Regions from separate parts of the Mus musculus genome. Here region 2 is linked to region 1. A link is a loop called in an ENCODE intact Hi-C map of the cell type or tissue named here. Cell type or tissue: heart. All regions are shown on one strand. Links, peaks and the distances in the headings refer to the core of each region. The heading gives the core; the rest is flanking DNA. Region 1 holds the start of Grsf1 (G-rich RNA sequence binding factor 1). Region 2 holds the start of Dck (deoxycytidine kinase).

Region 1 (2,908 bases), core at 292-2,791:
ATAAAAGATAGGACATTACAATTTGGGAGGGGAGGGGAAGTGTTAGCATGTGAAAAACAGCAAACACATTTGCCCAAACTGGACAGTAAAATGAAGAGCCAAAGGCAAAAGGCACAGCAGCTGGCTATTTTGTGTTGGGCTCTATGAAGGGATACTTCACTTTGTAGGCAAAGGAAGTTAATAAAAAGGCATTGGGACATGGGTAAACGCCTTGAAAAGACTAATGTAAGAGAAAGTGGATAAGGGAAAAAAACAGAAAAGGCAACAGCAGAGACAGGCGCGGCAGGGGGCTCAAACTGCTACTTTCTGTTTCCCCAGAATTCCATAAACATCTTTACAAAATAAATAAGTAAATAAATAAATAAATAGTGCAGCAGAAAGTATTGGGCCGGGATTCAAATCAATTAGCTCAGCTACTGGCAGACATCAGCCATGCAGATGAACCACCCAGATATCACTAATTCAAGCAGACGCAAAACTAAATTAAGATAAACATGGCCAGTGGCGTTACCAGGTTAGGTAGACACTTCCCAGATGCCACATAAACCGCAAAAGAGAAATGTCCCACATATACAGAGGACCAAATATTTGCAATATGAATTCTTACAATGTCTTTCTGAAAAGACGGGAAACAAGGGAAAAGATCGTGGAGTGACAACCGAAGCCCCCAAGTCCTCACCCACGGACGCCCCCGCCCCACACACACACGTTCTCTCCCAGTTTCCCACGGTCTCCCCACAGCTCTCCGCGTCCGCAGAGCCCCGCTGCACCAAAGGTCCTTCTGTCAAGGCGAGTGGACTTGCAGAGGTGACCTTCAGTCAGGTGGACCGCCCGCCTCTCCCCGCGGACAAGGGAGAGGGACGCGCGGGGGCTGTCCCAGGCTAGCCCACGCTCCCGTGCGCGCGGGGCTGCGCGTCGGTGGCCGGCCGAGGAGGCCCGAGCCGCCCGGCCTACCGCTCCCACCGCACGCACGGCCGGCCCCGACCCTCCGCGGGCTCTGGCCGCTCAGCTTCACCTCCAGCGGGCATAAGGCTAGGGGGGAGTCGGGGTGGGGGGCGTCGGCGGCGCCCCCAAAACCTACCATGGGCCCGGCGGGAAACAAGGCCTCTACATTCACCCCAGCCACACTTACACTGCCCAACCGCCCAGACTCGGAGGGAACAAAACAAGAAGAGCCGGGGCCGTGAGAGCGTCCCTTGTTCCCGTGCCCAATAGGAGGACGGAGCGGGAGGGAGGCGGGGGTGCGGTGCGTGCCGCGGATCCCCGGGCGCGCACGCGGGGCGCTCGCGGACAGACCGACGCGGGCGCGCGGCCGCCGAGGGTCCCGCGCGCGGCGCCACGTACCTGACTGTAACCCCGCGCCGGGCCCGCGGCGGCTGCCAGCGATCGCGGAAACAGCGGGGCGCGCAGGGCCGAGTAGGACGCGGCGGCGGCCGCGGCGGCGGAGGGACGGGCAGGGATGGGACCCGCCAGCCTCCCGGCGGCCGCAGGCCCGAGCTGCAGGCCCCGCGTCTGCGAAGCGGCGGCCGCGGCGGCCCCGAGGAGTAGCAGCAGGCGGCGGCGGCCAGAGACGCCCGACGGGAAGGTGCCGGCGGCGGAGTAGAAAGGCAGGCAGGCGGCGCCGGTCCGCCGGCAGCTGCTGCAGTTGCAGCCGCAGCCCCGGAGCAACGCGCCTAGCACCCAGCGCGTCCCGGCCATCGGCTCCGGAGGCGGCGCGGGGCCTGGAGGTGGCCGCTGTGGCGCGAGCGGAGGGGAAGTGGAATCCAGGGCGGGGGAGGGGGCACCGGGCACATGCGCCGCGCGCACCCGGGGCTGAGACGAGGCTCGGAGGCGGAGGTGAGCGAGCGGCCCCGCCCAGGCTCCGCCCTCGGGGCGGGGCTTTCCCGCCGGTAAGGGTGTGGGTGGGGTGACCTGAGCGCCTCCAGAGTGGAAGTTGTCCCAGGCTCTCCTGCTCAGGTTAGAGCTGAGGTCTGCGGGTCACCGAGGCCCGGCGAAGTTTCCGGAAGGAATGGGTTACCTAGCTCTAAAACGTTTTGGGACGACGCTGAGGGGGCGTTGATACCCCAACCTCAAAATTCGTGCAGAAGGCCAACTTTGTTTTGAACGGAAGCACTGATTTTATAGTATATGTGAGATATGTATATAATATTTATCATATATTATATAAAATAAAGCCTTCCTTAGACAATATAGTCACAAGTGAAGGTGTAGAGATTTGCAAATAAATACATGAGTGGTTGTGCAGTTTTCTCCTATGTGGCAAGGACCTGTCAAAGGTAAAAAAATAAAAATAAAAAACTAAAGACAAATGGGAGTTCTTAGAGTAAAAATATGAAGGAGAGGCTGATTGGTTGTGGCGGGGGTGGGGTTAGGAGGCATCTCTGTGACTGGGTAGTGTAGTTCCGTGGCAGGGTAATCGCTTAGATCACCCCAACCTCCTCGTGGGGGTGAGGAGACCAATATAGGGCTCTCTATCGTGGAAAATCTTAACATATTTCAAAGTTTTTGAAATTCAATTCTTGTTCAACTTCCAGAAGTAAAGAAACCGCCTACATTTTCCACTGTTTCACCTTTATCCCAGTGCCAGCTCTAAAACTTTTTTTTTTAAGTTAACTATGTAATGGCAGTCATCCTATGGTATTCATCTTAAAACAATACGGACTTTTTTATTATTAGTTTAATGTATTAATATATGGGTGTGGCCACGGAGACCAGACAAGGGCATCGGATCCCCTGGCCCTGGAGTTAGAGACAGCAGTGAGCCATCATGCAGGTGGTGGGAGTTGAACCTGGGTCCTCTGAAAGAGCAGCCAGCACTCTAGACCCATAAGCCATCTCTCCAGCCCCAGTACAGACTTTTGAAAGGTTACGTTCTGATAAGTTACCTTTGAGACATTTAAGATGGTTG
Region 2 (2,908 bases), core at 134-2,633, 89 kb after region 1:
AGGAGAGGGCTTTGGTGGAGACATCCCATTTAAAGCAGAGTATGCCAAGGTCTCCCTCTCTGCACTTTATGCCTTTGTGGGTTTGGTTCTGCAGAAAGAAGCATCTCTGATGCTGGCTACAAGAGATACTGACCTATAGGATATCACTAGGTATCATTTTATTGTTCAGTTATTGTAGCAGAACAGTATTTGGATTGCCACCTGAGCAGTGTCAGATATGTGTTACATCTCATGGAGTGGGCCTTAAATCCAGCCAGTCCAACAACTCACTTTAATACCTGCTCCTTTTTTTGTAGAAGTCGTCATTTCTCCGCTGCTAGGTCCATTTTTAGGACATATTTTAGGTCAAATGATAGTTACACGCTAAAAAAAAAATAAGTTCCTTTGTTTTTGTAGATAATTTGAATCTGACTTCCAGATGGGTAATCTTTTTACCAGGTCTATACCCTGATTAAATAGCACCTCTCTCTAGCTCAACCTAGCAGAATGCTGTGTGTGTGTGTGTGTGTGCAGAGTACATCTCTATGTATAAACATGTGTATATGACTTTAAACATTAATTACATGTTAGGCCATGGACATGCAATGTTAAGTCATAGCCATGCTGCTGAGAAACATACCTAGTGTTAGGTAACTTTATAAACAGCACGGTGTAGCATGCAAATTAAAGTGGAGACCTTGGGTGTTATGATGCCAGTTTCCAGTCTCACTTCTGGTCCCAGACTTTAAACCAGTAGCCACTCCCTCCCTTCCTTTCATTCTAGGCACTATCCTGTATGGTGGATGGTACTAGATCGCTGGTTAACGAAATAACTCTTAAGACAGTGACGGACAGCTACACGTTTTCTGTGAGAGACACCTACTGAGGCTCTTAGTTTGAAATTACTAGTTCTTACTTTTCTTCCCGGAAAAGTTCAAACCACGAAGCCTGACAGGATCCCAAAGGGCTGGTCCAGAAAAGCCTGACCCTACTCTTCCCTAGGCGCTTCGCTCAAGCTCCGCCCCTGCCCTCGAATGAGCTCATTGCGCAAGGCCCGCCCCCCGCCCTCCCACTGCTCATCCCGCAGGCCCCGCCCCCTCCGGCTCACAGCTCGTCGCGCACGGTCAGTCGCCCGGCTCTCTCAGGGTTCTCCTCACAAGCCCCGCCCCCTACCCTGCGCTCCTGGGACGCCCGGCCCGCCCGGAGGAACCACAGACATGCAGATCCCGCGAGGGCGAGGCGTATAGGGTGGGAGTCGGGGCCGTCAGGGCGGGTTCTCCACGGTCTGCCCAATCGCCTGCGCCTCCGCGCGCCAAAGTCAAAGTGCGGGTCCCGCCGGCGCGAGATTGACGCTGCAACCCGGAGCCGCCCGTGCCGCCGTGTCCCTGCAGGTTCCGCACCCGAGCCGTCTGGAGCTAGGCATGGCCACCCCACCTAAGAGGTTCTGCCCTTCTCCCTCGACCAGCTCCGAGGGGACCCGCATCAAGAAGATCTCCATCGAGGGGAACATCGGTAAGGTGTCCCCGGTGCGGTGCTGTGCTGGTGCCCCAGGATCCTTCCCTGCTGCCCTGCTCGCGCCGGCGCGGTGGCTCGTCTGGCCCGGCGCCAGCGGGGGCTTTGTGAGGCGCGCTCTGGACCAGTGTGCACCCTTTGTTGGGAACTGTTTTTTCTTGAGATGTAACTTAGGTATGCGAACCCCTTTTTAGGTGTGCTCTTCAGGTAGGCTTCACTGACTTGCGGTTTTACCGCAAAATTGAGACCGTTTTCATCATTTACATCCCCAGTTCCCTTTGCGCTTCTTTGTAGTCAGCTCTTTCTCCCTTCCCATCCCCTTACAAGCCCTGACCTGCTTCTGTTTTAATCCCTGCCAGTTTTGTTTTCCCATGATGTCCTAAACAAAACCAGAGTGTCTTGTTTTCTGTGTCTTGCTTAGTATACTAGAGTGCCTTTAAAACTCACCCATGCTGTTTATTTCTGCAGAACTTTATTTCTTGTTCTGTTTTTTTTTTTTTTTTTGAGACGGTCTCACTTTTGAGACCTGCCTGTCTTGGAACTCACAATGTTGGCCTTGAACTCTCTAGCGATTCGCCTGCCTCTGCCTCCTGTGTGCTGGAATTAAAAGAATACACCACCACGCCTGGCCCAGTGTAATACTTTAAAAAAAAAAAAAAAAAGAAAGTAATATTACAATGAGTGGTATATAGCACATCTTTGTTGTCACCATTTGGGTTGGCGTTTGTAGCAATCCCTAACACTACGCTACACATATGAGGAAAGCAGGTAATGAGTTTGATAGTGTGCAATGTTTTATTCCCTTTCCCACGTACAGGTAAGCACTGAGTTTTGGCTTAAAGACTCTTAGAGTTTCTGCCCTTAACCTTACTGGGGGAGCTACACTGTGCATGTCATTTTGCAAGGTGAGCTTGAATTGCCCATTCTTTTACATTTCCTACCACTGGGAACCAACCGACGCTTCCTGTTTTGGCACAGCTGTTAGGTTTGTGCCTGCAGGTTGAGTACTGACTATTCATGTATGCAGCGGATGTTTTCAGTTTTGCCACCTTCAAAGCACCATCTCTTTGAGAAAGAAGGTCAGCAGATGTAAGCTTCAAGAGAGCCGAGCTGAGACACAAAGAGGGCAAGTTTTCCTTGCTCCACACTTCTGTGGCCGAGATCCTCCTTTCTTATAAGTTCTTTGCGATGCCATGTTTATTAGTAAGAATCCTCAGGGCGTCTTAGTGGATGAAGATGACCATATGAATGATGGGAGAAAGTGTTCAGTAAAGTCATCTTCAGGGTAAATTCCAATGGACAGATCATAATGGATTATCTCCCTTCTCTCAAGCTCATGTAGGCAACATACATCTAGTCTTCCATCTCCTTTCCTTCGTACTGCTTTAATCTTCCCAGCACTGGAAAAAATTGTGAG

Evidence for each region. Hi-C counts contacts between places; a loop is a spot of excess contacts. Peaks named below come from ENCODE experiments on the same cell type or tissue, not always from the same donor. Only the 100,000 strongest peaks of a DNase experiment are listed, where the experiment ranks them.
Region 2: a loop joins it to region 1, with 6 times the contacts of the local background. A loop is called at or near these places in 17 of 42 quality-filtered maps.

What each region holds. Positions count from the first base shown.
Region 1 is chr5:88,674,414-88,677,321 of GRCm38, forward strand. Grsf1 (G-rich RNA sequence binding factor 1) reads right to left here and starts at 1,758. Exons shown (of 10, transcript NM_178700.5): 1 at 1,345-1,758. The coding sequence starts at 1,698. In heart, for the core only: no CTCF peak of the experiment used is centred there; DNase peaks (open chromatin) are centred at 1,168 and 1,808; H3K4me3 peaks cover 1,935 bases; H3K27ac peaks cover 1,855 bases.
Region 2 is chr5:88,763,856-88,766,763 of GRCm38, forward strand. Dck (deoxycytidine kinase) reads left to right here and starts at 1,158. Exons shown (of 7, transcript NM_007832.4): 1 at 1,158-1,491. The coding sequence starts at 1,401. In heart, for the core only: no CTCF peak of the experiment used is centred there; a DNase peak (open chromatin) is centred at 1,176; H3K4me3 peaks cover 2,160 bases; H3K27ac peaks cover 1,933 bases.